7 separate regions of the Homo sapiens genome follow, and regions 2, 3, 4, 5, 6 and 7 are each linked to region 1. A link is an interaction called in ENCODE POLR2A ChIA-PET data of the cell type or tissue named here. Cell type or tissue: CD4-positive, alpha-beta T cell. All regions are shown on one strand.

Region 1 (4,000 bases):
CTCACCTTCTGCTTCCTTCCTCTCCCTCGGAATGGGGGGTGGACACTCCAAGACTAGCCTCCCAGCCACTCTCCCTGCCTCCTGCCTCCTCTCCTTCGGGACAGACCCCTGTGATCGCTGGGTGTTCCTGATGCTCTGTCCCCTCTGCGTCCTGTGCCGTGGGTGAGAGAGGGCTTCGGGGGGACTTCCCCCTCTTGGAGCACCTGCTGCTCCGGGTGCCTCTGGGGGCGGGCCCCCACCTCACATTGTGGAGCTGGTGTAGGAAGGAAGGTGCCGGGAGCCAGCTCCAATTCACGTGCTGGCTGTGGCCCTCAAGGTGTGGATGGCAGGAGGTGGTGAGACAGGGACTCATTGATCATGGGACTGACACCCCCTCATGTTGATGTGGGCCCTGAGCCATAATCTCACCAGCTCCTGAGTTTTGGCGCTGCTCTTGGCGATGGCGTGGACTCAGCCAGGCTCTCGGGCAGCCTTTCCTGGATTCTTCCTCCGTTCTCCCCTGGGCAGTGTTTCTGTTCACCTGGAAAGGATGGGTAGGACTTGGAGACAACAGGGATTCAAAGAAGTCGGGAGTGGGGGCACCTGTGCAGCTCACCCTGCAGAACAGACAATTTGGTTAAAGCCTAAAGCCTGCTGTCAGGAGCCTCGCTTGCCTCTCAGAGAGCACATGGCTTGACCATCACGGGGACTGGGGGAGAGGCACAGGCATGCCTGTCCGGCAGCAGAAGGGAACCCCGGGCCTGGGCCTCTCCATTCTGTGGCGTTGTCTTTCCTCAGAGTTGCACTGTCTCCTTCACTGTCCCTGCCTGGCCCCAGTGCTCATGTGGCTTGTGGCCCTCAGTCTGGGCTTGGTCTCCCGCAATTCACCCTGCCCAGCCCCACACAGCTTGTCCCTCCAGCTGGGAATCGGAGCTCACCTGGAGTCCCAGGCAGCAGATTCGATGCAGTGATGCAGGGCTGTCAGCCATGCCAGCAGGCCCTGCTGCTCACAGAGGGATGGGTATTGCTGTTGACAATAATTAAAGAACTACGGCTTCAGGCTGGGTACAGTGGCTCACACCTGCAATCCCAGAACTTTGGGAGGCCGAGGCAGGAGAATCAATTGAATCCAGGAGTTCCAGACCAGGCTGGGCAACATAGCAAGGCTTTGTCTTTACAAAAAATAAAAAATAATAATAATAATAAAAACTACAGCTTCAGAATGATTGACTTCAGCATGTTTATAAAGTCAAGGGTCTTCAGTGTCCTGGGCCTATGTCACTGCGTCAGAGGGAGAGAGGAAGAGGCTGGGGTGATGGGCACTGGGGCTTATGCTCCTCCTGGAATGGGTGGTCTTGGACTGTGCCTGTGTGATATGTTTGTCGAGCGGGGGCGGTGTCCACTGAGGACTGGATGTTGAGGTGTGGGTGGGGGGAGGTTATGAAGCACTGGGCATTTCCCGTGCACCAGTGCCCCGAGATTGCAGAGAGGGGACCCGCCCAGCCTGGGCAGGGAGGCGGGTGGCAGCGAGGAAGGGGAGAGGAACTCGGGTGCAGAAAGCCTTTCCTCCAGCAGGTGGCGCCGCAAGCTCTCGAGAGTCCAGCTCCTGCGGGGTTTGCATTTTCACTGAATTTGTGGGCAGAGGCTGCCTGGGTGTAGTTTCCGCCAACTGTGACTGCTCACTGCGGGCGAGGGGAAGTGGAGTGCAGAGAATGCACCGGAGGGCAGATGACCAGCCCCCGCACAGGCACGGGGGTGCCTCCTTCCCCGCACAGGCACGGGGGGCCCGAGCCCTTGGGGTTCCTGTCCTAACTGGGCGGGGAAAGGGAGGGTTGGAAGCTGAGTTAGGGGGAAAGGGGGTGGTCTCCTGCCATCTCTTTTATTTTATTTTTCCTATTTTTGGTTGATAGGTTTCAATCTTTTTTACATTTTTCCAACTTTTTGCCGTAAAACTTTTCAAACATAGAAAAGATGAAAGAGGGCTGAGTGTGGTGGCTCATGACTGTAATCCCAGCACTTTGGGAGGTTGAGGTAGGAGGATCACTTGAGCCCAGGAGTTCAAGACCAGCCCGGGCAATATAGTGAGATCCCATCTCTATAAAGGATACAAAAAATTAGTCAGGCATGGTGGTGCAGGCTTGGAGTCCCAGCTACTCGGAAGGTTGAGGTGAGAGGATTGCTTGAACCTGGGAGGTTGAGGCTGCAGTGAGCTGGGATTGTGCCAATGCACTCCAGCCTGGGCGACAGAACAAAACCCTGTCTCAAAAACAAAACAAAACAAAACCACAAAAAAGAAACCATGAAAGATTCTAAAGTAAACACCCATGCACCTACCACCTAGATTCCACAGCAACCATTTTGCTGTTTGCTTCACCACAAATCCCTCTGGCCACCAGCATCCACGCTGGTTTTGATGCACTTAAAATAAGCTGCAGAAATCAGCACACAACATCCTGTCAACACCTCAGTTTGCATTTCATTAACTAGAGTCCGGCATTTGTCTGTGATTATTTTTGTTTTTCTTTGAAGTAAAATGTATATACCCTGAGATGCACAGGTGTGAAACGTTCCGTTCTTTGAATTTTAACAAAGGTATCCACGTGTATCCCAGCCTGACCAGAACATAGAACATCACTATCACCCCAGTAAGTTCCTCATGCCCCTCCAGGTGCATCACAGTCCCCACCTTCCCCAGGGCAACCACAATTGTGCTTTTTTTCCACCACGAAATAATTTTGCCAGTTTGAGTGTTTCTTAGAGCTACCCATGTTGCTGCAGGTGCCAGCGATTTGTTCTGTTTTATTGCTGAGTAACGTCCACTGTGTGAACATTCTGTGGGTTTTTAGTCATTCTCTTGTTGAAAGACCCCTGGCTGTTTCCATCTGGAGGCTCTTATGAGTAAACCTGTTACGCTGGTTCTTCTTGTACAAGTTTTTCTGTGCATATGGGCGTTCATTTATTCTGTAGAAACACCTAGAGTAGGTATAGGGTAGGTATACATTTAGTTTTATAAGAAACTGCCAGATCTTTTCCCAAAGTGGCCCTTCCATTTCACACTCCCACCAGCAATGGATACGAGTTCTAGTTGCTCCACATCCTGGCCAACATTTGGTGCTGTCACTCTGTGAAATCTTAGTCATTCTGGTGGGCGTGTAGTGGTATCATCTCATTATGGCTTTAATTTGCTTTGGCCTGATGACTAATGCGGTTGAGCACATTTTCATGATTGGCTCTTCATATATTTTTCCTTTGTGAAATGTCTTTTCAAATCTGTTGCTCATTTTAAAATTGGGTTGCTTGACTTTTTCTTCTGGATACTGATCTTTTGTCAGATACGTGTTTTACAAATATTTTATTCCAGTCTGTGGCTTGCCTGTTCATTTTCTTTCCTTTTTCAAGAACAAGGTCTCGCTGTATTGCCCAAGCAGGTCTGAAACTCCTGGGCTCAAGCTGTCCTCCTGCCTCTGCCTCCCCAAGAGCCGGTTTTACAGGCATGAGCCACCATGCCCGGCCTGTTCATTTTCTTAGTGGTATTTTCCAATAAGCAAAAGTGTGTCACTTTAATTTTTATGAAGTCTAATTTAACAAACTCCTTTCTTTGTGGTTCTCTCTCTGTGTTCTTTGTAAGAAACCTTTGCCTACCCTGCCAAATTGCAAAGATATTTATGTTTTCCTTTAGAAGGCTTAGAGTTATATAGCTTTTATGAATTAACTTTTGCATATGGTGTGAGGTAGAGGGTCAGGGTTCATTTTGTTGTCGTTTTATGTGTTTATTCAGTTGTTCCAAACTTCATTTTTTTTTAAAGCTTTTATTTTGTATTTTCTTGGTGACTTATGAGGTCGCACAATTTTCCAAGATCCTTGTTGGTCATTTACGTATTTTCCTTTGTAAAATTATCTGTCCACGTCTTACTTCTTTTTAAAATTATGTTGTTTCAAGATCGAGTGATTTCTGAAGCCTTCATTTTATAATGCTTGAAAGAATGAACACCTTGTTCCCCAGCTACAGGCTTCTGCTCTT
Region 2 (4,000 bases), 130 kb after region 1:
CCTCCCAGACTCTATAGCAATCAGATCTCCCGGACTTTGTGACCGTGGGGAGGGCACCAAACCATCCATGAGGGATCCACCCCCATGACCCAAGCCCCACCCCCCCCAGGCCTTACCTCCAACATCAGGGATCACATTTCAGCATGAGATTTGGAGGGGACAACGTCCAAACCATATCACACGTGACCTCTCTGTGCGTGCGTCAGTTTCTACATCTGGTTAAGCAGTAGAAGCTCCTTCTCTGTTCCTTGTTGAGAGAGCGGTGGGGGAGAAATGACTCAGGGATGGGAGGCTGGTCCCCCGAGGGGCCCTGGTGTTTGTGGAGTGGGAGTGCGGGAAGGCCCCTACGTTGTGTGTGCCGTGCTGGGCTGGCTCCTCACAGCTCACCGTGGTGCTCCCCGAGGACTGCTGGGGAGGAAAGAGCTAATTAACTTGGGGACCCAGCTGCTGAAGTTATCATTAAACTTGAGCAGTCCAGGGGCCCCTCTCCTTCTGGGTCCTATGTCACCCAGCACAGTGGGGCTTAATTGAATTTTTTCTCATCCCCCAAGGCTCCTGGCTGGCGTGGCTGGGGTTTGGGATACGGGGAGCGAGAGGGCTTGGGCCTCTTCCAGATTTGGAGTGGGTTCACCAGAAATGGCCCAGGAAACCGCGGGGGCCACCCCCAGCAGCTGGGGGCTCCTGTGGTCATTTCCTCTTGGTCCTGTTGAGCAGCCCTGGCCCCTGGAGCCCTCAGCAAGGGATGTGGGGGCCTGCCAGGCCAGGGTCCTCACTGCTGCCGCTATGCACAGCTGCATCTTGCATCCGGGGAGTGGGGTGCCGAGTGGGGTGTTTGGGAGGCAGGTTTTCCCTTGTCCCTTCTGCCCAGAGACCTTGGGGATGAGTTGAGTGAGACCCTTCCGGCTTCTGACTGGCTGTGTTTCTGTTGCCATCCCCCACTCCTTTTAAGTGGAGGTTTATGACTTCCTTCTTTATTTAAAAGGGTCATTTAGTGACTTAGCAGATCCCAGTCTGTGTTACCCAGGGCCCTTTTAAAAATCTGTGGGGAGGCTGGGCTTGGTGGCTCACACCTCTAATCCCAGCACTTTGGGAGGCTGAGGCGGGTGGATCACCTGAAGTCAGGAGTTCGAGACCAGCCTGGCCAACATGGAGAAACCCTACCTCTAGTAAAAATACAAAAAATTGGCTGGGTGTGGTGGCACGTGCCTGTAATCCCAGTTACTCGGGAGGCTGAGGCAGGAGAATCACTCAAATCCAGGAGGCGGAGGTTGCAGTGAGCCGAGATCACACCACTGCACTCCAGCCTGGACGACAGAGTGAGACTCTGTCTCAAAAAAATAAAAATAAATAAATAAAAATAAAAATCCATGGGGGGACCTCTGTGTCCATTGGCTGGTGTGAGGAGAGGGTGAGGAGCTGCAGAGAAGGTACCAGGCTGAGGACCGCCCCCACCCTTGGGCTACAGAATTGAAGGAGGGGACACATGAAAGATGTTCCTAGACTCGGGCTGGAGGCTGGGGACATCCGAGGGCAAGGACGACGCTGTCCCTGCTCTTGTTTGCAGAGGAGTGCACAGGGCTCACCAGCTTCTTGTTGCTGTTTAAGTGATAGCTTTATGGAGATAGAATTCACATACTGTGACGTTGACCTTTTTAAAATCTACAGTTCAATGGTTTTGCTGTATTCACAAAGTGATTGTATTAGGGTCATCCAGAGAAACAGAACCAATAGAAGGTGTGTACGTGTGTTTAGATAAAGAGATTTATTATTATGAGGAGTTGGCTCACCTCATTACAGAGGTTGGCAAGTGCCAAGATTGGCAGAGTAAATCAGCAGGCTGGAGACACGGGAGAGCCCATGTTGCGGCTCTGGTGTCCACCTGAAGGCCCAAGACCCAGGAGAGCCAATGGCGTCGTTCCAGTCCCGAGACCCAGGAAAAGCGCATGTGTCAGTTTGAGTCTGAAGCAGGAAAAATCTGATGTTCCAGGTTGAAGGCGGTTAAGCGGGAAGAATTCTCTCTCACTCAGGCCTTGTGTCCTCCTATTCAGACCTTCAGGCCTTTGTCACAAAATTACAAAGACCTGATCAGAACAAAATCTGAGAAAAAACCCTTTCCTTCTATCGGTTTTGGATTCATTGGCTGGGACCCTGGAAATTAGACTGACAGAGATTAACAGGAAACAAGCATAACAATTCAAGTAAGTTTTACTTGACACCGAGCCTTCATAAGGAAATGAAGACCCAGAGAAACCGTTAGCCTGAGCGGTTTTTGTTTTGTTTTGAGACAAAGTCTCACTCTGTCGCACGTCCAGGCTGGAGAGCAGTGGCCCGATCACGGCTCACTGCAGCCTTGACTTCCTGGGCTCAAGCTGGGGCCCAGCTGCCGGCCCCGGGAGCTGCTCTGAACCCACTCTTAAGTCCCAGCTCAGACTCCCAAGTAGCTGGGACTACAGGCATGTGCCACCCCGCCTGGCTAATTTTTTATTTTTTGTAGAGACAGGGTCCCACTATGTTGCCCGGGCTGGTCTCAAACTCCTGGGCTCGAGCAATCCTCCTGCCTTGGCCTCCCAAAGTGCTGGGGTTACAGGTGTGAGCCACTGTGCCCGGCCTAGGCCTGAACAGTTTTTATTTGTTTTGCTTGTTTTTTAAATTTGTTTGTTGCTTGTTTTGAGCAGTTTTTTTGTTTATTTCTTTTGCTTGTCTTTTGCCCAGGCTGGAGTGCAGTGGCATGATCTCTGCTCACTGCAACCTCTGTCTCCTGGGTTCAAGCCATTCTCATGCCTCAGCCTCCCAAGTAGCTGCGACTACAGGCGTGTGCCACCACACCCGGCTGATTTTTGTATTTTTAGTAGGGATGGGGTTTTACCATGTTGGCCAGGCTGTTCTTCAACTCCTGACCTCAAGTGATCTGGCCACCTTGGCCTTCCAAAGTGCTGGGATTGTAGGTGTGAGCTGCTGTGCCTAGCCTAGGCCTGAGCGTTTTTATGCTGGGTTTGATGAAGAGTGGAAAGTCGTGGGAAACTGTGACAGAGCAACAAAAGATGAGCTGAACAGTGAGCCCGTGGGGGTCTCGGCAAGACCTGTGTACTGGGGCCCCTCTCAGATCCTCTGTCTCTGGAGATGAGGCTGTTCCTTTCCGCTGGGTGTAGGGAGGGCACCTCTTACGTGAGGGGCTTATGATCTACTTCAGAGAAGGGGCAGGTCAGTGAGTTCTTCTTGGACCTGCCATTTCTTAAATTCCTTCAGCTGAAAATATTTACTATGCCAAGGCACTGTATCTTGGAGTGTGCGTTCCAAGCCCTGTTGCCTTCAACTGATCGGGTGAGGCCCACCCCCATCAGAGCACACAGTCTGCTTTACCCAGGCTCCTGATTGCACCCTTTTCCTGTTTGCCCCGAGAATACTCACCAGCAGTGCTTGTGGCTGCAGCGTTCACCCCAAGATAAATTTGCCGGGAAGTATCTTGCTTTTATTATTATTTTCACATCACTCTAGTATATCGACTTTGGAAACAAAAGACATCATTCTGTTTATAGCATTCCATTTTTAGTAGTGGTATTTCCTTTAAAAAAAAATGGTAATTCTCAGCTGGGTGTGGTGGCTCATGCCTGTAATCCTAGCACTTGGGAAAGCTGAGGCAGGCTGATCACCTGAGGCCAGGAGTTGGAGACCAGCCTGGCCAACATGGTGAAATCCCATCTCTACTAAAAATACAAAAATTAGCCAGGCGTGGTGGTAGGCACCTGTAATCCCAGCTACTTGGGAGGCCGAGGCCGGAGAATTGCTTGAACCCGGGAGGCAGAGGTTGCAGTGAGCCGAGATCGCGCCATTGCATTCCAGCCTGGACGACAGAGCAAGATTCCATCTCAAAAAATAAATAAATAAATAAAATTTAAAAAAAAATAGTAATTCTCGATCGCTGAAAATGTCAAATCCTAGAGAACACAGCATTCCTACAAGTGATGTTAACATTGTTCTTGATCAGTTGTTGGCTGAAGAT
Region 3 (4,000 bases), 120 kb after region 1:
TTGGCTGTTCAAACTCGCCGCCGCTCAGCCTCTTCCTCCTCTCTTTCATCAACCCTGGGAATCGCACACTGCCCACCCCACCGGGCCCCGGAGCGGGTGCAGGAAGAGAGAGCTTAACACCCAGAGGTCTGGGCCTTCTGCAGGCGCCTGAGCTGCTGTGGCCTGAGCTGGGTTCCCTGCTGGAACCATCACAGTAGACCTAATGATCTGCCTGCAGGAGTTGCTTCATCCCAGCCGACTCCGGGGCTGCGGGAAGGGGCTGGGCCTTGGTTTTGCTGGGGGTGGGGGGTCAGTGCAAAGGGCCTGAAAAGTGGCAGAGGTGATGGCCCATCTGTCCTCCCCCTGGCCGGCCGGCCTAAACGCGATTGGCTCTCTTTCTTTTTTTTTTTTCCCTCCCTTTTCCCTATAAATAACACTAAATGCGATTTGTCAATGCATTCATTTGGGTTCAGTAGTTGGACCATGGGCAGAAGCACTCCAGATTTGTCACTTTCCCTAAGCTAAGGGTGGGGAACACCCTCTGTGAGATCTTGGCTCCTGAGCGCCCAAGACTGCTCTTGGAACCCCAACTCTGGGTCGGTCTCAGGGGACTGACGTTGATGGAGTTGCTGACATTGACCTCCGGCCTCTGCATGGCCTTCAGGAAGGGGGCCCTTCGCTCTCTGTCCCGTCGAGCCTGGCTGGCAGCACTCCCTTCTCAGGCCTGTGCCCCCGGCAGGGCCTGCTGCCCCCGCCCTGCTCTGTGGGTGCCAGGCTCCAAGCACCAGGTGACTCGGTCACTGAATGGTCACTGAACAGTCATCCTTGCTGGTGTCCCCAGTGGAATGTGCATGGACGTCCTCCCTCCCCCAGATCCTTGTCTTTTATCTCTCAGCCTTTGTTCCAGGGGCCACCACAGGACCAGGAGGTACGCAGACGTGGGTGGCACATCCACTGGGCAGATTCAGCCCTGAACCTGCACGCCCCCTCCAAGGGGGCCCCCAGCGGGCGGGGTTGATGGTGCCGTCTCTCTCTCTGTCACTAGAACGGACATGAGGATTGTGTCTTGTCGATCCACGTCCTGAGTTCCCAGACGTCATAGGTGCTTGCTCAACGAGTGTTTGAATGAATGGTCAGCATTGTGTGACCGCAGATTTTCAACTTTTATCCAAATAGTTTGTGGTTTCTGTGAGGCTATCCCGAGACAGTCTCACAAGAATCTCCATTCTCCCTGCACGCTCCGCACAAGGTCTCCTTGGGGGGTTTTTCAGAAAAAGGGCCAAAGAGCAGCATTTCCTCGGGGATTTGAACACGATCTCCCCCGGGGCAGGGGACTGCCCTGGAAGATTCCCGGCACCGCTTCCCATGCGCCACGTGACTAGGAGGGTCTTGGGGCAGGATGGTGTCTTTTGTGCCTTGTGTGCTGGGGCCGGAGGAAACACTGCCCGTGGCCGGTGTCATCTGCCAGCCCTGAAGACTAATGATGGGCTGGACAGTGGCCCCATTGAGTGGGAGGGAGAATCGCTGCTGTCTGTAGCTGGGGGGCCGGGTGGGTGGGAGCCGAGGCCAGGGAGAACAGCGCAGACCTGGCACGGAGAGGCCTGGAGGAGGAGCAGGGGGTCTCAGCCACCCAGGGTGCAGGGACGCCACACGAGGAGCAGGTGTGGTGTGCGTCCTCCTGCGGGTTCTCCACCTCTTGGCTTCGTTACCTGCACTAGGCTTTGTGGTGAGAGGGCACAGAGTGGAGGAAGGTGCCGTGGCTAGGGCAGGCCACACGCTGTGCTAATGGATTGCTGTTACCTGTCGCCTCTGTGGTTTTGCTGTCAGGATCCTCCAGCACCAGGTCCCCACCACCAGGTATGGGCCCCACAGGCACTACTGGCTCCCCGAAGCCAGGGACAGACCCCATAGACAATACTGAGTCCCTGCAGCCAGGGATGGGCCCCCACGGCCAGTACCAGATCTCAGGGACCAGCACCGGGTACCCACAGCCAGGGACAGGCCTCCATGGCCAGTACCAGGTCTCAGGGACCAGCACCGGGTACCCACAGCCAGGGACGGGCCCCCATGGCCAGTACCAGATCTCAGGGACCAGCACCGGGTACCCACAGCCAGGGACGGGTCCCCATGGCCAGTACCAGGTCTCAGGGACCAGCGCTGGGTCCCCACAGCCAAGGACAAGTCCCCACGGCCAATACCAGATCCCAGTGACCAGCACTAGATGTCCACAGCCAGAGATGGGCCCCTATGGCCAGTACCAGGTCTCAGGGACCAGCGCTGGGACCCTGGATGACTGAAGGAGGGCACGGTTGACTAAAGCTGCAGGAGCCAGCCTGGCCATCCTGAGGCACTAAGCCATCACTGCGGTCTCAGGGGACTCAGACTCCTCTACTTGTCTTCTTGAATTCTGGAATCAGACACACCTGGGTCCAGCCTTTGCCCCCGGGGCTGTGTGCCTGGGATGGTTGCCTCACCTCCCTGAAGCTCAGTGAGATGGGGACGGCTGCACAGGGCCCGGCACAGATGGCACCCGATGGCACAGGGTCACCTGCTTGCATCCATACAGCCTCGGCCCTCGCTCTGGCTGCGTACCGAGAGTCCCATGCCCAGACCTCTGCTGAGTCTCCAAGCTCCTGGTCATGCCTCAGGCCTCCCGTGAGAAGCATCACTGCATGGACCATGCCTCGGGACCTCACCTTGGGCTGGGAAGCTTGCTCCATCTCCCCAAGTCTCCCCTAGAGGCGCCCCATGTCCCATCACTCTCACTGCTTGAGGGGTCAGATAGGGGAACCCAGTGTGGGAGGCCCAGAGGTGCCGGAGCAGACGTTAAGCGAGTTCCGTGTTTATGCGCTGGGCCTTGGCAGACACCCTGAATGAGCCTCTTCCCCAGGAAGGAGATTGGGGTCCCAGTCCAAGTTGTGGCCTCAAACCCTGTGACCAAGAGTGGAGAAAAGGCAAGACCCCTCCTCCCAGTCTTCCAGAACAGCCGATAGTGGTGGAAACATGGGGTTCACACTGAATTTCCTTGTAACTTGTTGAAGAGAATTTAGCCCACATTTTCAGGGGTGGAGGTCTGGCCGATTTGGCAGTGTGCCCGTCCCCCTGGCCACAGTTTACTCTGGACCGGGCACCCTGGTGCCCTCCCTCAGTGACGCAGTGAAGTCACTATGACGTGTTTAGTTGGTGAGAAAGTGCCTCCTGTAATGTTTTACTCTTCTTAGAGGGTGAATAAGCCTTGTTTATTATAAATAATTATTTACAGAATACATGAGGTTTAACCTAACTCTGGGCCACGGCAGCGTCCCCTGGGTAAACCCACGCGCCACCCTAGCTAGAGCCTGTGCCCCCACAGGCTTCCTGGACTCACCCTGAAGGGGGGCTGGATTTTCTGCCTGTCCCGATGAGAGGGCTGCAGGACAGTCCCCAGCGAGCCCTTCTGAGGGCTGTAACCTCTTCCCCTGGTATTTTCCTGCTCGCCAGGAATGTTTCAAGCTTCCAGCAGAAGCCTACCCACCATAGTCGCTTTCCACCCTGCTCACCATCCCTCCTGCCCTCACTCATTCAGCAGACCCCGTGCACAGCCCAGTGCAGGACTCAGGGTGGGAAGGTGTCCCGGGTGGGCTGGAGCAAGGTTCCCAGCCAGGGCGGGGTCCCAAGGTGGGTCCACAGCCAGGACTGTGATTTGGGAGGCCCCTCCCTGCCTTGTTCCAGCCCCGGCACCGCCGCTGTCCTTGTGCTCAGTGGAGACTCACTGGCTCCAGGCTCTAAAACCTCAGCGAGGTCTGCAGACAGGGAGGAGCCCCACTCGAGGGTAGAGTGACTGCCGGGTCCATTTGCCTGTTACGAACCACGTGGCCTCAGACCTGCCATTCCTCCTCTCCTAGAGCTATGGTCTTTTGTCTGAAAAATGGATAATGATGGTTACCATGTCAGGGACCATTTTGAGGACAAACGGGGATGAAACTGAAGAGGCTCAGCACGGAACCTGGACACAGAAGTGCTAATTGTGTGTTACCAGCTG
Region 4 (4,000 bases), 150 kb after region 1:
GAGGCAGGGCTTCCCCAGGATTCAGCAGGGATCTGAAGGACTTTGCAGGCACCCAGGGAGATAGGAGAGGAGGAGGGAGCAGCCCTGGCCGGACACTGTCCTCCTAGCATTGCCTGCATCAGGGACTCACTCAGCTTTAAGAAGCCCCTTTGTGGGGGACAGGGAGCATCTGTTAGTTTATAGGACCTGAAGTGCCCCCATGGGCTCAAGTTTCTGGGAAGGCCTGCAGGTGGCCGTAGGGCTGCCGCAGGGGTGCTGGCCCCAGGGTCTGGATTCAGGGGAGCCTGCAGAGGGAGGGCAGCTGGAGGCTGCTCCAGTGTGCATTGTTACGAGGCAAAGTAAGGAGACTGCTGGGCCCACGCTGGGCCGGGGTGGATGGAGGCAAGGAAGTCTTCGCCGGGGCAAGGGCACCAGCTGTAGATGCCGGCAGCTTTCTCCTGGACACGGGCCTGGAAGGCTGACAGGGTGTGGTGAGTGCCACCGGCTCCCCTGCCGTGGCCTGGTCAGTGGCTTCACAGGCCTCCGTGGGCAGGAGGAGGATGACCTTGCATTCTGCTTGGCCACCATTGGCAGTGACAGACAAGGTGTGTGGGGATGTGGCCATTTCGGTCCGTGCTCTGAGAGCCAGGTGTGGGTTGGGTTTGGGGAAGACAGGGGAATGGCATTGACTTGACCCTGAGCACTTTGTCCTGGGGTGCAGGCCCGGCTGTCACTCCCCTGGAGCTGGGAATGGCATTGGGCGGTGGCTCAGGGTCCCTTGCCCCAGCGGCACCATCTCTGCATTTGGCCAGCAAGGCTGATGGGACTTGTGTGGACATTTCTGGGACGTAGACCAGGCAGCATGACACACAGGGAGGGGTAGGCAGAGAAGGGCGGCCCCTGGGTCTTGGTTTCCAAGTCAGGCTTTGCAAGCCTGCTGTGTCAAGCCCTCTCTCGGCACCAGGCCAGGTGGGCCAGGGTCAGCCCTGGGGCTGTGATGAGTGTGAGTGCCCCTAAAGTGTGTCATGTCCAATAGCTGCCTCCTCTCTGGGCACTGCCTCCCAGCCAGATATCCTACAGCCCCCGTCCCAGCCACAGACAGCAATCTGATTCCCTCATCCTCGGCAGGTCCTGGGGTTGGGGTAAGAATTTGTCACTAAGTGCAGATGTTCCCAGAGGGTGCTGGCTCAGGGCTGCGTGGATTACAGCCCTTTCATCCCTGCCTTAGACCCACCTGCAACTCTGGAGAAAAGATGGCCCAGTGGACGCCTGCGGGGAGGAGGGAGCTGGTCCCCAGGATGAGCAGATTTGGGGGCAGTCCCCATCACGGGACCGGTGACCTACTGCCACCAGCGCCAGTGAATGGCAGAGGGGCCCTGGCATAAGGCCTGGGTTCAGAATGGGAACCTGCAGAGAAACTGTCAAGGTCTCCCGCCACCTGACACCTCCGCCTGGCTGCCACCCTAGAAACACCCTTGCTGCAAGAAGATGGGGGAGTTTGTCTGGGGCATGGTCTGGCGACACCAACTTGAGAACCTCAGGCCTAAGTGTTGGCCTCTGGGCCTCAGCTGTCCTCTGAGCTGTAAAGCTGGCTCCTGGGCACTTGTGGAAAACACTGGACTCTTTATTTTATTTTACTTTACATTCTGGGATACATGTGCAGAACGTGCAGGTTTGTTACATAGGAATACAAGTGCCATAGTGGTTTGCTGCACCCATTGGACTCTTCAATCCAGCTCCACTAGAAATGACTGCCTTCTTTCCCTTCTTCCGTCCCTCCCTCCTCCCCTCCCTTTTTTCCTTCCTTCCCTGTTTCCTTCCCCCTCCCTCCTTCCCTTCTTTCCCTTCCTCTCCCGTCCTCATGGGGATATAATTTCCATATTACACCATCCGCCGATTCAGAAAGCACAGTTGAGTGGCATTTTTTCACAACCTTCTATAAGCATCACCTCTAATTCCAGAACGTTTTCCTCACCCCAAAAGGAAACGCCATCCTCGGTACACAGTCACTCCCCCTCCCCCAGCCCCTGGAAATCACCAATCTGCGCTTTGTCCCTACAGATGTACTTATTCTGAACATATGACTAGAACCCTAAAAGATGTGACTTTTTGTGCTTGGTTTCTTGCAGTTGGAATGTTTTCAGAGTTCATCTGTGTTGGCGCACGCTCGTGCCTTTTTATGGCTGAGAAATAGTCCGCTGTGTTGACTCAGCACGTTGGGTTTCTCCACGCATCTGTTGGCGGATGTGTTAGTTATTTCTGGAGCCGGGTGTGTTGTGCTACTCACGGGCTGCACTAGGAGCTGGGGATATCACTGAGTAAGCCACAGCCTCGGGCACCCAGGAGCTCGCAGAGCAGGAGCTGGGAGGGAGGTCAGGAGGTGCATGGCCTGTTTGCCAGGCTGGAGAGACTTGCAAAAAGTCACTTTGAGCCAGAAACCAGAGCCTGAGGCCTCTGACTCCCAGCTGCGGAGCCGGGAGGGAAGCTCTGCATTTTGCTTTGACTGTGGGGTGACGTGTCAGTTACTGTCCAAATCAGAACCTTTCTGAGAGTCGACGTGGGTACTGCTGATAATTAGTCTGGATACCCGAAAGAATGGAAAGCAGGGACCCAGACAGATCCTTGCACAACCGTGTTCGTAGCAGGGCGAGGCCTGGAGGTGCGATGGGGATCTCAACGGGGCAGCTGCCGTCTTGCTGGAGCCCACGGTCTTTGGGGGGGGTCACAGGTGTTAACCGCATATCATACAAGCAGGAGTGTGAAATTTCAGGGTTGCCAAATTCAGTGAGGGTCTTGTGCTGGCCTGGCCACTTACAGTGGCATTTCAGGAAAAAAAATCACTCTATGGACCTCAGTTTCCCCATTAGTAAAGAGTAGGTTGGACTGGAATTCTGTACCATCCAGTATAGTTGCCATTTATGAAATGTGGCTATTTAAATTTAAATAAAAATAGAAATTCCGTTCCTCAGTTGGACTAGCTCAGTGTCAAGTGCTCAGAAGTCACTTGTGAACACACTGTGGCAATTCCTCAAAAAACGAAAACTAGAACCACCGTAGCATCCCATAATTCCACTTCTGGGTGTGGATTCAAAAGAATGCACAGCATCTTAAAGAGCTAGAGATATTTGTACACCCACATTCATAGCGGCTCTGTTCACAGTAGCCAGCGGGTAGAAACAACCCGAATGCCCGCGGTCAAATGAATGGAGAAATCAAAGGCGGGACAGGCCGGGCGTGGTGGCTCACGCCTGTAATCTCAGCACTTTGGGAGGCCGAGGCGGGTGGATCATCTGAGGTCACAAGTTCAAGACCAGCCTGACCAGCATGGAGAAACCCCGTCTCTACTAAAACAAAATTAGCCGGGCATGGTGGCGGGTGCCTGTAATCCCAGCTACTTGAGAGGCTGAGGCAGGAGAATTGCTTGAACCTGGGGAGGCAGAGGTTTCGGTGAGCCGAGATCGCGCCATTGCACTCCAGCCTGGGCAACAAGAGCAAAACTCTGTCTAAAAAAAAAAAAAAAAAGGGTGGAACATACAAGGAATTTGACTCAGCCGTAAAGAGGAAGTTAGGATACCTGCAACAGCAAGGGTGAACCTTTCGGGTATTACGCTAAGTGAAATAATTTGGTCACAAAAGGACAATCCTGTAGGATTCCACTTATACCAGGTCCGTAGAGTAGTCAGATTCAGAAAAACAGCAGAATGGAGGTTGCCAGAGGCTTGGGGGATGGGGCTGGGGAGTTGTTTAATGAGGACAGTTTGTTTTACAAGATGAAAAAGTTCTGGAGATTTGTTACACAACAATGCGAATGTACTTAACACCACTGGACTGCACACTTCAAAATAGTGACCGTGGCAAACGTTATGACAATTAAAAGGAAAAGTCACGTGGCCAGTGGCTACCACGCTGAGCAGCGCAGGCCTCGGACGGTGTCGTGGTCACAGACAATGGAGTGGGTGATCTTTACCATTGTTTCCAGCTGTCTGAGCACCATGGTGTCCTGGGGCCAGGATGAAAGTGT
Region 5 (4,000 bases), 73 kb after region 1:
GGGAAGGGGTGCCTGGACCAGGGGGCTGTGTGATAGCTGCACACGGTTTTATTTGGGGGTGCCCTTCTGGCGAGAGGAGAGAGGCCATGGGGCTCCAGCAGCGTCCTGGGAGGGCTCAAGCCCACAGCCGTGCTGACATGGAGCTTACAGGCAGGGGATTGGTGCCAGTCCTGTGGGACACAGGGCCTGTTTGGAAATGCCAGGCTGTGGGACATGGTTGGGTCCCTTCTCAGAAGCGTGCCCCCTGGCCCCAGCAGGGATCGTGGCTCCATGGGGCTATAGTAAGGTGCCAGCTGGGTTAGAAGCCCCTCAAGAGCCAGGTCTGATTCTGGGCACAGGATCAGAACTCAGTAATGCTCAGTAAGCCTTCTTTAGGTTGGACAAACAGCACAGTCTGGGTTTTTGATTTAGCTGCTGCTTCTTATTTCTAACCGTGGTGAAATACACAACATACAATGTGCAATTTTAGCCACTTTGCAGTGTACGTTTCAGCGGCATTCAGTACATTCACGGTGTTGCGCAGCTGCCACCGCTGTCCATCTCCGGTACCCTTTTCATCCTCCCAAACTGAGCTCCGTCCCCGTTAGACCAAGCTCCCCATGCCCCTCCCCCAGCTGCTGGCAGCCACCATTCTATTTTCTGTCTTTATTATGAATTTATTTGACCACTCTAGGAACCTTGTGTGTGTGGAAAAATACAATAACTGCCCATTTTGTGTCTGGCTCATTTCACTCAGCATGACGTCCTAAAGGTTCATCCGTCGTGCTGTAGCATGGGGCAGAATTTCCTTCCTTTCAGAGGCTGAATAATATTCTGTTGTGCGATGCACTTGTGTTGTGTAGCTGTTCCTCCATCGGTGGACCCTTGGGTTGCTTCCACATCTCTCTAAGTCCCTCTTTCCATCTTCTTTGACTTTTCTTTGACTTTTTTGAGACAGGGTCTTGCTCTGTCCTCCAGGCTGGCGTGCAGTGGTGTGATCACTGCTTACTGCAACCTCTGCCCCCTGGGCTCAAGTGATTCCCCAGCCTCAGCCTCCCAAGTACCTAGGACCACAGGTTGCGCGCCACCATGCCTGGCTAATTTTTAAATTTTTTTTGTAGAGACAGGTTCTCACTAGGTTGCCCAGGCTGGTCTCAAACTCCTGGGTTCAAATGAGCCTCCTGCCTCGGCCTCCCAAAGTGTTGGGATTATAGGCATGAGCCACCCAACCCCTTTTTGGTTTTTCTTTTTGAATGAGAGTTCTCCAGTGGTCAGTGGGCTTGGGGGCTGGGAGGATGTGGGGCCTGGAGAGGGTGTGGGTTTGGGGGGAGACCAGTGCTCCTCATGCTTTCATGGGCATGTGGAGTGCACATTTGTCTTGGCGGGTCTGGGGCCTGGGACTCTGCATTTCCTACAGAGGGGGCATCGGAACACACTGAGTAGCCAGAGGCTAGTGGGCCTTGGAAGGTCCTTTCCGGCCCTCAGTGTGCGAGTCCCGTGTTCCCTCTCCCATCTCTCTAAGCTTGACTCTGAAGAGCCACCCTGCCCCAGCCACCCAGACTCAGTGACAGTGGTTGCTGGTGGCATGGTGTCAGGCCAAAGGCATGGGCAGTTTGCAGAGTGGCAGGAGGCTGTTTCCTCCCCTGCCTTCTGTTGGTGCAGGACCTTTGTTTGACGTGCCGGATACACCCCCATCCTGGGTTGATGTGTTCACACTCAGCTGAGTCAAACAGGATGTGGCTGGGGAGGCGGTTGTCACCGAGCCATCTAAATCTCGGTGATGGCTGGTGCTGGATGCACAGGGACGTGGTCCTGGCTCTGGGGGACAGGTAGGGGGATGTCCATGGGGATGTACAAGAACATTCTCCTCCAGGGGCAGACACAGTTTAGCCCCTAAATTGTGCCAGAGACTGTGCCGGGAGCCAGGCCCAGGGACACAACCTGCGGGCTCTGCTTTCTGGAGCTCACCGAGCCGTGAGCAGGATGGCTGGGACACAAGGAGTGTCCAGGGAGCTTCCCCAGCAGTGGAAGTACAATTTCATCAGGCCAGGAAGGGGAGAGAAAGGCAGGCCACGTGGAGGCAGCAGCGTTCAGAGCTGCCAGGAACCTGGCGCTCTGGGGGGACGGTGGCTTTCTCCATGGAATAGGATGTACACGTTGGAGCCGGGGCATGGGAGAAAACCATCAGCATCCCAGACCCGGCCACCCACGGACAGGGACCTGTGCAGGTGGGAGTCCAGCTCACGTGGAGAGGTCCGTGGGCTGGGCTGACAGTCCTGAGGGCCTAAGCAAGTCCAGGTGGAGGAAATGCAGGGACAGACGAGGGCAGGGCCTTCCCAATGGAGGAGTGCTCTTGAAATCCGATGGGAGTGGCTTCTCGGGGGGCCCAGGCCTGAGCCCCACTAGTTCTTCCTCCGAGGCACCACCTGCTTGCTTCTCCGTCCTCCCTCTCTGTGTCACGACCGTTCTGGACACGGATCCAGTTCTCTCCAACTCAGCTTCCTGCCCATCTTTCCTTCAGGCCCATCCCCTTCTGCCCCTCCATGTGGGGCTGGGCTGGGAGTTCCCTGAGCCCCGACATGCACAGCTCTGACCAATCTCTGCGGCCCCTCTGTCCCCCGAGCACCAGGGATCCAGCTGGCACCATGGGGAAAGGAATCATGGAGGGAGTTCCGTGCCCTCTGAGCAGACGCCCAGCCCCTTGGCTTCTGCCTGCGGGAGGGCATCTGTGCTGTGGTTTGTCTCCACCCCAGAGCTGTGGGTGCAGGGCAGGGTCTCCTGGGGCCCCAGCTGAATTGCTCCCAGACTGACTTCCCCAAAGCACAGCACTGCTGAGATCTCTTCCCGTGCTGAGCCTTCTCTGCTCACTCACCATAGGCCCCTCCACGGTTGATTCACTCTCCTGCTCAGCTCACACCTCTCTCCTTCCCAGCTTCTCCTGCTTTGGTCTTCCCTTGGTCTCTCACACCTTTCCTCACAACCCCTTTGCCCTGACCTCCTGAACCCTGACCTCTGCTTCTCTTTACATCACTGCCTTGGTGAACTCCTATGCATCCCTCAAAACCTGGTCCAAATACCTCGTGTTTGGCTTGGGATATAAATGATTTGTGTATAAACTTTCTTTCCTCTGCTAGACTTTTTTTTTTAAATGTGAAAGTAGTTTTTCAGATCATAAAAAGTAATCGAGTACCCTTTCTTTAAAATGCAGGAAGTACAGAAATGAGAAAGAACCTAAAATTCACCTGTAAGCCAGCGATATCCATGCTTGAGGTTTTGCTGTATAGTCTTCAAAATTCCTTTCATGCCCCCACTAGATTCTGAGGGTAGGGCTGTTGTCTTTGTTTTTTTTTGTGTTTTTTTTTTGTTTTTTGTTTTTTGAGATGGAGTCTCTCTCTATCACCCAGGCTGGAGTGCAGTGGCATGATCTCAGCTTACTGCAACCTCTGCCTCCCAGGTTCAAGCGATTCTTCTGCCTCAGCCTCCCGAGTAGCTGGGACTATAGGCGTGGGCTACCACGCCTGGCTAACTTTTGTATTTTTAGTAGAGACGGGGTTTCACCATATAGGCCAGGCTGGTCTCGAACTCCTGACCTCGTGACCCACCCACCTCAGCTTCCCTGACCTCCCAAAGTGCTGGGATCATGCCACCGTGCCCAGCCTGTCTTGGTTTTTATAAAGAATCCCATAAGGGGCCAGGTGCAGTGGCTCATGCCTGTAAATCCAGCACTTTGGAGGCCGAAGCAGGCAGATTGCTTGAGCCCAGGAGTTTGGGACTAGCCTGGGCAACATAGAGAAACCCTATCTTTACAAAAAATACAAAAAATTAGCCAGGCATGATAGCATGCGCTTGTAGTCCCAGCTACTGGGGAGGTTGAGGTGGGAGGACCACCTAAGCATGGGAGGTTGAGGCTGCGGTGAGCTGAGATTGTGCCACTGCACTCCAGCCTAGGAGACAGAGTGAGACCCTGTCTCAAAAAAAAAAAAAAAAAAAAAAAAAATCCCATAAGATACCAAGTAAGTGA
Region 6 (4,000 bases), 59 kb after region 1:
TCTGCAGGTCTGGGAAGCAGCTGGCTCCTGGGTGCAGCTGTGACCGGAGCCTGAACTCTGCTCCCTGGGGTCACCGTCCCCTGTAATTAGGCTGCAGCTCATATTGGCTCGGGCAGAGGCCATCGGCTGCCCGCCTTGGGGCCACAACACAGAGAGCCCCGTGATTAATGGAGGCTCCACCTGGGCCAAGTGGCCCCTGGTGTTAGGCGCTTTTTTTTTTTTTTTTTTTTTTTTGCATTTTTTAAGTGCTTGTAACATTTCCCCTAATGGACAATGAGACGAGGAGGGAGGGAGGGGTGGCTTCTCTGCCCAGGCAGATCAGGAATGGTCACCGCCTGTGTGTGCAGTGACAGGTCTGGGAACAGACAAGGGAGAGCTTGTCCGGGAGGCTGGACCCTCACACCGATGCTGCCTGTGCCTGGCAGCTCTGTCCCGGGCCTCAGAACAGACACTGACCAACACGCTCCTCAGGGTCTCCAGGTCCGGGTCCTGGTCCCCGGCAGAGCTTCCCATCCATGGGAAGAAGCACCGAGCAGCCTTGCTGGCTCCTCGCAGGGAGCTGGGATGCATTTCTAAGAGCAGCATGCGTGAAGCCCGGGGTCTGGGCAAAGGAGTGTTTGGGGAAGAGTCTGCTGTTGTTGGAGGGTCGGAAGTAGAGGGGAAGGAGGGGCACGCGGTAGGCTGAGGAGGTGGCTGGCGACCCTGTGGTGGGGACGAGGGGGCTATGAGCAGACCAGGAGCCAGCATCACGTTTCTCTGTCTCCAGAATCGAGGACGGAGAGCTGCCAGAGAGGCCCTGGCGGGGTGTCTGGGGCCACCTAAAGGGCGTGGGTGGATTAAAGCTGAGGAAAGCCTCATTTTGGGGGACTCCGTACTTAACCTTTGAGGCCCTCAGAGCTGCAGCCTGTGGTTTTTCGAAGTCAATCACCTCCCAGGGCCTCGCTCCTGCCTTCAGCGACAGCCATTTATCAGGGAGTCTTTGACCCAAGGAGACCTGAAAGGTCATCTGGTCCCTCTCCTACCCCCAGGCAGGCCACACCTAGACCCTCCCACACAGATCCGTCCCACCCTTCTGCTGCCTTCCACCAGGGACGGAGGGTGGGCGGCCCTCCCACCCAGGCCCTGGCGGCCCCACCCCAGCCAGGAAATTCTTCCTCTTTATCTGCCTCACATCTCTTCCCCTGCGGCTTCCGCCCATTTCCCCTCAATCTGCTCCTAGTGGAGCAGCCAGCAGCTGGTTTAGAACCCGGGGGTGGGGGGAGCGCTAGACCAGTGCAGCACATCTGAGAGTGTGCCAGAGGTGCTCCCATTCCCATAGCTGATTTAGTAAAGAAAAGAGGAAGTCCAGCAACTTAGCGCCACTTTAAAGTCCGCCTGGAATGACCCTGTGGCTGCCGGAACCAGGGGCACGCGGTAGATGACGGGAGCAGGCACAGAGAGGCCTTCGTCCCGGATCAGTCGCTGTTGCCCTCTTGGAGGCTGGGCTGCCTTTCAAGAAGAGGACCCAAGGCCCTGTGAGCGGTGGCCTCCTCTGGAGCCTTTACTGTGGTCCTGGTTCTGCTCTGCGTAAAGAGAGATGGCTTGAAGCAGAAGCTGCTACGTGGCTGTCCCAGGCAGGCGCCCGTAGTCCCAGCTACTCGGGAGGCGGAGGCAGGAGAATGGCATGAACCCGGGAGGCGGAGCTTGCAGTGAGCAGAGATGGCACCACTGCACCGCAGCCTGGGCGACAGAGCAAGACTCCGTCTTAAAAAAAAAAAAAAAAAAAAGGAGTAGAGAAATCTTTCCCAGAAGGCCTGCAGTCACCTCCCCTTCATGTTTCAGAGGTAAAAAAAAAAAAAACTGCACATTTCGCTTTTTTTTTTTTTTTTTGAGACGGAGTCTCGCTCTGTCGCCCAGGCTGGAGTGCAGTGGCGCGATCTCGGCTCGCTGCAAGCTCCGCCTCCCGGGTTCACGCCATTCTCCTGCCTCAGCCTCCCGAGTAGCTGGGACTACAGGCGCCCGCCACCACGCCCGGCTAATTTTTTGTGTTTTTAGTAGAGACGGGGTTTCACTGTGTTAGCCAGGATGGTCTCGATCTCCTGACCTCGTGATCTGCCCGCCTCTGCCTCCCAAAGTGCTGGGATTACAGGCGTGAGCCGCCGCGCCCGGCCACACGTTTCTGTTCTTGAACAGGTGGCTCCCTGACCCTGGGTGTGGTTACTCCAAGACCTTGCTCTGGTGGGGCACAATTCTGGCCCCAGGTAGGGCGACCGTATAACTTACTGTCCCTTGGGGGACACGTTAGTGAAAGGGACCCTTGAATGACTACGGTGGGACAACAGATGTGAGCTGGGTTTGTCCCAGGAAGGCTGGATGTATGGGCCTCTTGAGCCAGAGGAGACAACAGCAGAAAGCTCTGCGGCTGATGGGACCGAGCAGGAGAAGGGCCGGCGGAGGCTGGGGCAACAACGCACTTGCCCACTGTGAAGGGCCTGTGTGAGCTGATGGCTGATGAGAGGGCAGTGGGGCGAGGCTGCCTCCTGCCAGGCTAGACCAGCTCCAGGACACCCATATCTCCTTTTCAGAACCGGTGACTCAGTGGCTAGAAGGGGCTTCAGAATTGACGGGACACTGAGGGAGTCGAATGGAATGGCTGGAGTGGCCACAGCAGGCTCTAGGCCTCCTCCCGTTTCTTTTCTGTGTTCTGTTCCTGGGGTCTATATCCTGGGGTTGCTGTAACAGAGTGCCACAACCTGGGGGCTTACAAACATAGCTTCCGGCGGCTCCTGGAGATTCCTGGCGTTCCTTGGCCTGCAGACGCATCACCATCATCTCTGATCTCTGGCCCCTGTCTCCACGTGGCTTTCTCCCCCTGTCTGTGTGTCTTTCTCCTTTTCTGTCTTTTATAAAGATGCTCACCATTGGATTTAGGGCCCACTAAATTCAGAATGATCTCACCTTGAGACCCTTACCTTAATTACATCTGCAAAGATCCGTTTTCCAAATGTGATCATGTTCGCAGGTTCCAGGAGTTAGGACTTAAGACATATCGTTTTGGGGGACACTGTTGAACCCACTACATTTAATAAACCCAGAGTTGGTGCCAATGTCCCCTGCGGACACCATAGCAGATTCTGGAGGTTCCTTGTAAAGGAATCCGTAGGACTTCTTTTCCCTTCTGGAGGGATGAGACTGTAGCTGGGCTGGGGAAAGCTGCTGGTTCAAGCTGGGGCTGGTTCAGCTGGTGCTGGCTTGCCAGGTTGTTAGAGAGCTTTATCCAGGGAGAAATTAACATCACAAAGTTGGGGGATAAGAGAAGGTTTGGAATCCCAAGGGCTGGCTGTTGAGGTCAGCTGCCCACCCCTTTGTGTTCCATCTTACAGGGACCCAGGCCTGCCAGTGCTCCGTTTCTGGAAGGAATGCTGTGGGCTGCTGTGCCCCATAGGCAGGGTGGAGGGTCCCCTTGCAGCCAGCGAGCTGCTCTTCCTGTAGCGTGCAGAGGGAAGGAGGAGGCTTGTTTATTTCTCTTGGCCTCAGCCGAAAATCCAACCACAGGCTCTGGCACTAGGCAGACCTGCTCATTCTCACATCATCATTGCAGAGTGAGCCAGGCCTCTTGGGTGGGGCTGTGATGAGCAGGAAGGACCTCCGGAGTGCCTGGGACTTCTTGGGCCCAGGGTTGCCAGAGGCAGAGAGAAAGAAGCCTCCTCCTAACACTTGAGCAAAGATAGTCATCAGAATCCATCAGAGTGGCCTCCTGTGGCTCTTCCCTGGGTGCTGACCCCCCTGGTGCATTTGAAGTTTTCAGGGATACTATTGACGCTCCCTGCACCTCCATCCAGGGGTTAGTGGAAATGGTTCTTTTCCTCCTTGTCCAGAGGTACTGTGGATGATGACCCCAGGTCCCAGACCTCAGTCATTGGGCCACGTGTGCAGATAAGCCTGGGCAGTCAGTAACCTTTGGCCACCAAGCTGGCCTCCTGCGGACTGGGCCGGCACTGGAGGCGGGTCTTAGCTGCTA
Region 7 (4,000 bases), 50 kb after region 1:
CCGGGAATGCGGGGCTCAGACTCTACTGGGCTTCTCGTATTTTTTTGTTTTTCCTTGTCCATCTTCTTTCTCGGAAATTTCTGAATATCCCCCTACAGCCTTTGGCATTCTGTCACTCCTGGCATCTCTGGGCCAACTGGGAAAGCCATCATTTGTCCAATATCCAGAAAATCAAGGGGCCTGGCCTTAAATACATTGCAGTGCCCTCCTCCCCACATGGCATCGAATTTCCTGTGTCCTCAAAGCCAGGAGCCTGTGCCTTGGATGTGGGCGATGGAGCCTTGCAGACACCTGGAGCGGCTTTCCTGGGAGAGTCTCCCTCGCCTTCCCATCCACCCGCTTCCCCTCCCCTGCCCCAAGCTCTGGTCACAGCCTCGGAGGGGTCATCTGAGTGTAGGTTGCCTCCAGGTGTACAGTTGGAGGGGGGCAGTTACCCCACATCCCCCTGTCTGCTAGGGGCACCCCCAGGGACTCAGGTCTTGAGGGACAGCGGAAGGGTGGGGTGGGGAGTAGGCCGTTGTCTCGTGCCACCTGGGTGTTATGTAGACTCTGAATGGGCAGTTCCTGGGAGCTGGTTTTTCCTTCTCACCCCTTCTACAGTGCTGCCCCTCTGAGGGGCTGGAGCTCTCTGGAGCCCTTTGCAGCCTGTGGCAGGTCTTTCTGATTCTGTGCCTGGTTTCGCAGCCTCCAACCCATAGCCAGTGGCATGAAGAACATTCCTGGCTGTCTCTACCTGTGGCCTTTGCAGGCAGCAGTTCCCTGGGGCAGGGCCTGGGGGTCCTGGCACCTCCTTGTGGGACCCCTTGGGTATGAGGGAGGGAGCCACCTGGGCCACAGATAGACCCCCTTCCTGTATCCAGGAGGTTCAGGATGGACCTGTCTCATCTTTCTTTCTGGTGGGAAGAGAGCATTCCTGGCCATGGGGAATGTGGCCTGGACAGAGCCACCTAGCCTCTCCCCTCCCCCAGGCAGGGCCCTGAAAGATGGAGATGGCTCTGCTCCTGCCAGGTCAACAGCCAGCAGTCTGGTGGATTTCCATGCAGTCCAGGCAGGATCTCCTTCTGTCCCCACCCCCCACCCCATGTGCAGGAAGCTGGTTCCAAGCAGGGACCCTTGGCCCCGCTTTCCACGTGGGTGGGCAGTTTCCCTGCGAGGGGCAGGCCAGGCCCCTGCCCTATGTCCCCCAGAGACCGATGTTATCTACAGTAAGAGCATACAAGTCTTTTTGGCTCCAAACCAGGCCTGGAGGGGTGGTCTTCTCCTCTGTCCTCTGCCTCTTGCCCCCCATTAAAGGTCAGGGAATGGAGTGCTCTGTATGTTTGCTGGGGTTGGGTTTTTTCCTTTGGTTTAAAATGAAGGGCTGGAATCCCTGGTGCAGACTGCACGGTGAGAGGTGCTCCTTGGGATCCACTCGAGGAGCATTACTGCTGAATGCCCTGCCAGGCCAGGAGCATCGCTGGGGGTGGGAGAGGCAGTTGGCTTATTTGTTTATCCAACAGCCATCCATGGGTACCCCAAGGGCCAGCTCTGTTCTAGGCACTGGGGGTCTAGGCATGGGCTCAGGAGAAGGGGTAGAACGGGAGGGCTTCCTGGAGGAAGGCTTCCTAACCAGAGACCGGGGTAGGAGTTTGCCAGGCAGGTGATGCTGGCCAGCTTCTCTTGCCATTTTCCTTTTCTTTTTTTCTTTTTCTTTCTTTCTTTTTTTTTGAGACAGAGTTTCGCTCTTGTTGCCCAGGCTGCAGTGCAGTGGCGTGATCTCGGCTCACTGCATCCTCCGCCTCCTGGGTTCAAGCGATTCTCCTGCCTCAGCCTCCTGAGTAGCTGAGACTCCAGGCACGCACCACCACGCCCAGCTAATTTTTTGTATTTTTAGTAGAGACAAGGTTTCATCCTGTTGGCCAGGCTGGTCTCAAACTCCTTACCTCAGGTGATCCGCCCACCTTGGCTTCCCAAAGTGCTGGGATTACAGGTGTGAGCCACTGCGCTCGGCCTTCTCTTGCCATTTCTGCAGACTCATAGTGTGTGTGGAAGACTGTATGTCTGTGCCTGGCACAGCTGCCCTCGGCACTCAGGTGGGAGGTGGGGGAGAGGGCTGTTGGTGCCAGCACAGGTCATGGCATGAGACAGGCTCCCGCAGCCAAGCGGGGTGCACCGCAGCATTGGAGGGGCCCTGCTGCGCACGAGATCCAGGCTCTGCATCTGTCCTCCTCCCCAGGAGGCCTGGAGGGCTGGGAGGGACCAGGGTGGTGAAATAACCCAGGTGGGAGAGAGGCACTGTTGGAGAGGCAGAGGGAGCTGCAGGTTTGTAGCAGCGAGCTTTAAACCCTGGGCCTCCACCAGAAAACCTCAGAAAGGGCTGCTTTGCTTTTTTTTCTAAACTACAAAAGAAACCCTTGGCCGCCTGGGCCCCTTGGGGTCGGGTGGGGGAGGAGATCCTTCATTCGCACCTTTGCAGGCCCAGTACTGTGCAGAGGGAGGAGGGTGGAGGCAAAGGCGAGGGAGGAGGGTGGAAGCAAAGGCGGGGTCCCTCCCTAGCCCCGCTGCCCTGCCTGGTTGCTGCTCTCAGACCCCTACTCCTGGCCCGGAAACATGGAATCTTGGGACAGCTGGGGTAGGGGGCACAGAACGGAGACCCTGGTGAGGGAGGAACTCTTTCTCCAGCCCTGGCTGTGGCCACAGCAAGGCCAGGCTGGGAGGACCTCACTCAAATATTTACATCTCTCCTAATATTTAAATGATGAAGCAGGCTCCTGCACACAGCTGCCCTGGAGCCAGCTGTTGCCTGCCCTACCCTCCCTCTCTCCCTCCCTCTTTCTTTCCCTCCCTCTTTCTCTCCCTCCCTCCTTCTCTCCCTCCCTCCCTCTTGCATTCTTTGTCTCTGACCCAAGTCCAGGCCCTTCCAGCTGTTCTCTCCTTACCCACAGGCACCTCCTGTGACTGAGCTTCTCCTTGTTATTTTTCATAACCATTTCCTTTAATTGAGCACCTCCTAGGTGCCAGGCCCTGGGCTGGTACTTTGTATACAAGGTGTCTTTTAATCCCCACGAGAGCCCAACAAGGTAGATTGGGCTGCTGAGGCTCCAGCGCTGGAAGGCCGGCCCGGGTCCTCCCAGTCCGCACCTGCATCCATCCATCACTCCCCCACTGTGGAGACCTGTTCCCTGGCCCCTGGCTGAGCACGATGGAAATCTCTGTCTACTAGTCCTTGGAGAGTGGGGATGGCTGAGGGTCCCGACCCTGGGGTCTGACGGGGGCTGCCTCTGCCCCACTTCAGCCTGGCTGCTCTTCCACTCAATGACTGAGTTTGCAAAACCAGAATAACAGTGCTACCTGGCTGGTACTTTGGGTGGCTGGGAGGCGTGGGAGAGGGTGCACGGAGGGGCTGAGCGAGGTGTCAGCATCGTGGGGATCTCCGAGGGTAGCCTTCCCAGGCCCAGGGCGGAGTGTAGGCAGAGGGCGCGATGGCCCAGCGTGCCGGCTCACATCTGGCCTTGCCCTTGCCCACACGGCAATGTGGGGGAGTCATCAGCCTCTCAGTGCCTCAGTTTCCCATCTGTGCAATGGGGACAAGAGTAAATCACTGTCTTCAGGTATGGTAAGCACTCATACACATTGACTATTGCAGAATGAACACAGTGAGCCCTTCTTAGGCTTCTACTACATGCCAGGCAGGGTGCCAGGCCCTAGTGGAGAGGGGACAATGATGGGCAAGCTGGCTCCTGCCCTCAAGGGCTGTCGAGCAGGGAGGAAGGCGGCGGCTGCCCTGACTGTGACCCGGAGTGGGGTGATTCGCAAAGAGGCTGGCGGGAGGCTGGCTGGGGGCTGGCTGGGGGCTGCTCCCTCTCCTGCCTGTGTTCCGTGGCAGGGTATTAAACTGGCTTTTTTCATGGATTTCCGAGGCCCTGACTGTGGGACCTCGGGCAGGTTTTGGGACCTTGTGACTTTGTTCCCGCTTGTCATTCAGGCCTTTGTCCTCAGCAGTGCCCAGCACACGGCGACT

What was found. ChIA-PET counts read pairs that join two places held together with the same protein. Peaks named below come from ENCODE experiments on the same cell type or tissue, not always from the same donor. Only the 100,000 strongest peaks of a DNase experiment are listed, where the experiment ranks them.
Region 2: POLR2A ChIA-PET joins it to region 1 with 11 read pairs; 22 of 35 experiments call an interaction of 5 or more read pairs at or near these places.
Region 3: POLR2A ChIA-PET joins it to region 1 with 20 read pairs; 17 of 35 experiments call an interaction of 5 or more read pairs at or near these places.
Region 4: POLR2A ChIA-PET joins it to region 1 with 10 read pairs; 16 of 35 experiments call an interaction of 5 or more read pairs at or near these places.
Region 5: POLR2A ChIA-PET joins it to region 1 with 18 read pairs; 17 of 35 experiments call an interaction of 5 or more read pairs at or near these places.
Region 6: POLR2A ChIA-PET joins it to region 1 with 24 read pairs; 15 of 35 experiments call an interaction of 5 or more read pairs at or near these places.
Region 7: POLR2A ChIA-PET joins it to region 1 with 26 read pairs; 16 of 35 experiments call an interaction of 5 or more read pairs at or near these places.

Annotation. Positions count from the first base shown.
Region 1 is chr17:77,330,035-77,334,034 of GRCh38, forward strand. All of the region lies in intron 2 of SEPTIN9 (septin 9), which reads left to right. Among named protein-coding and RNA genes, the nearest start is that of SEPTIN9-DT, 50 kb to the left of the region's middle. RefSeq lists enhancers at 1-420, 421-996. In CD4-positive, alpha-beta T cell, CTCF peaks have their summits at 1,560 (motif pointing right) and 1,767; DNase peaks (open chromatin) are centred at 1,587, 2,267, 2,687, 3,137 and 2 weaker places; H3K4me3 peaks cover 1,542 bases; H3K27ac peaks cover 1,745 bases.
Region 2 is chr17:77,459,975-77,463,974 of GRCh38, forward strand. The region is part of intron 3 of SEPTIN9 (septin 9); the gene reads left to right. LOC105371903 (a long non-coding RNA gene) reads right to left here and starts at 918. Exons shown (of 3, transcript XR_934990.3): 1 at 873-918; 2 at 349-408; 3 at 1-247. RefSeq lists enhancers at 1-546, 547-1,160, 1,573-1,692, 1,713-1,772, 2,413-2,612. In CD4-positive, alpha-beta T cell, no CTCF peak of the experiment used is centred here; DNase peaks (open chromatin) are centred at 267 and 2,287; H3K4me3 peaks cover 3,136 bases; H3K27ac peaks cover 3,600 bases.
Region 3 is chr17:77,454,671-77,458,670 of GRCh38, forward strand. The region is part of intron 3 of SEPTIN9 (septin 9); the gene reads left to right. It overlaps LOC105371903 (a long non-coding RNA gene), which reads right to left. Exons shown (of 3, transcript XR_934990.3): 3 at 1,868-4,000. Among named protein-coding and RNA genes, the nearest start is that of MIR4316, 60 kb to the left of the region's middle. RefSeq lists enhancers at 1-608, 609-1,515, 2,165-2,778, 2,779-3,393, 2,818-2,897. In CD4-positive, alpha-beta T cell, no CTCF peak of the experiment used is centred here; DNase peaks (open chromatin) are centred at 935, 1,721, 2,751, 3,781 and 1 weaker place; H3K4me3 peaks cover 4,000 bases; H3K27ac peaks cover 4,000 bases.
Region 4 is chr17:77,475,320-77,479,319 of GRCh38, forward strand. The region is part of intron 3 of SEPTIN9 (septin 9); the gene reads left to right. Among named protein-coding and RNA genes, the nearest start is that of MIR4316, 80 kb to the left of the region's middle. RefSeq lists an enhancer at 1-542. In CD4-positive, alpha-beta T cell, no CTCF peak of the experiment used is centred here; DNase peaks (open chromatin) are centred at 1,410 and 2,216; H3K4me3 peaks cover 174 bases; H3K27ac peaks cover 1,997 bases.
Region 5 is chr17:77,403,333-77,407,332 of GRCh38, forward strand. All of the region lies in intron 3 of SEPTIN9 (septin 9), which reads left to right. Among named protein-coding and RNA genes, the nearest start is that of MIR4316, 8.3 kb to the left of the region's middle. RefSeq lists an enhancer at 1,842-1,891 and a silencer at 2,762-2,881. In CD4-positive, alpha-beta T cell, no CTCF peak of the experiment used is centred here; DNase peaks (open chromatin) are centred at 1,699 and 2,749; H3K4me3 peaks cover 2,784 bases; H3K27ac peaks cover 3,994 bases.
Region 6 is chr17:77,388,601-77,392,600 of GRCh38, forward strand. The region is part of intron 2 of SEPTIN9 (septin 9); the gene reads left to right. It overlaps LOC124904062 (a long non-coding RNA gene), which reads right to left and starts at 152. Exons shown (of 2, transcript XR_007065918.1): 1 at 1-152. RefSeq lists enhancers at 815-1,545, 3,007-3,736, 3,737-4,000. In CD4-positive, alpha-beta T cell, no CTCF peak of the experiment used is centred here; DNase peaks (open chromatin) are centred at 851, 1,671 and 3,541; H3K4me3 peaks cover 2,164 bases; H3K27ac peaks cover 2,890 bases.
Region 7 is chr17:77,380,338-77,384,337 of GRCh38, forward strand. All of the region lies in intron 2 of SEPTIN9 (septin 9), which reads left to right. Among named protein-coding and RNA genes, the nearest start is that of MIR4316, 15 kb to the right of the region's middle. RefSeq lists enhancers at 2,210-2,747, 2,748-3,285. In CD4-positive, alpha-beta T cell, a CTCF peak has its summit at 2,270; a DNase peak (open chromatin) is centred at 2,354; H3K4me3 peaks cover 1,029 bases; H3K27ac peaks cover 1,638 bases.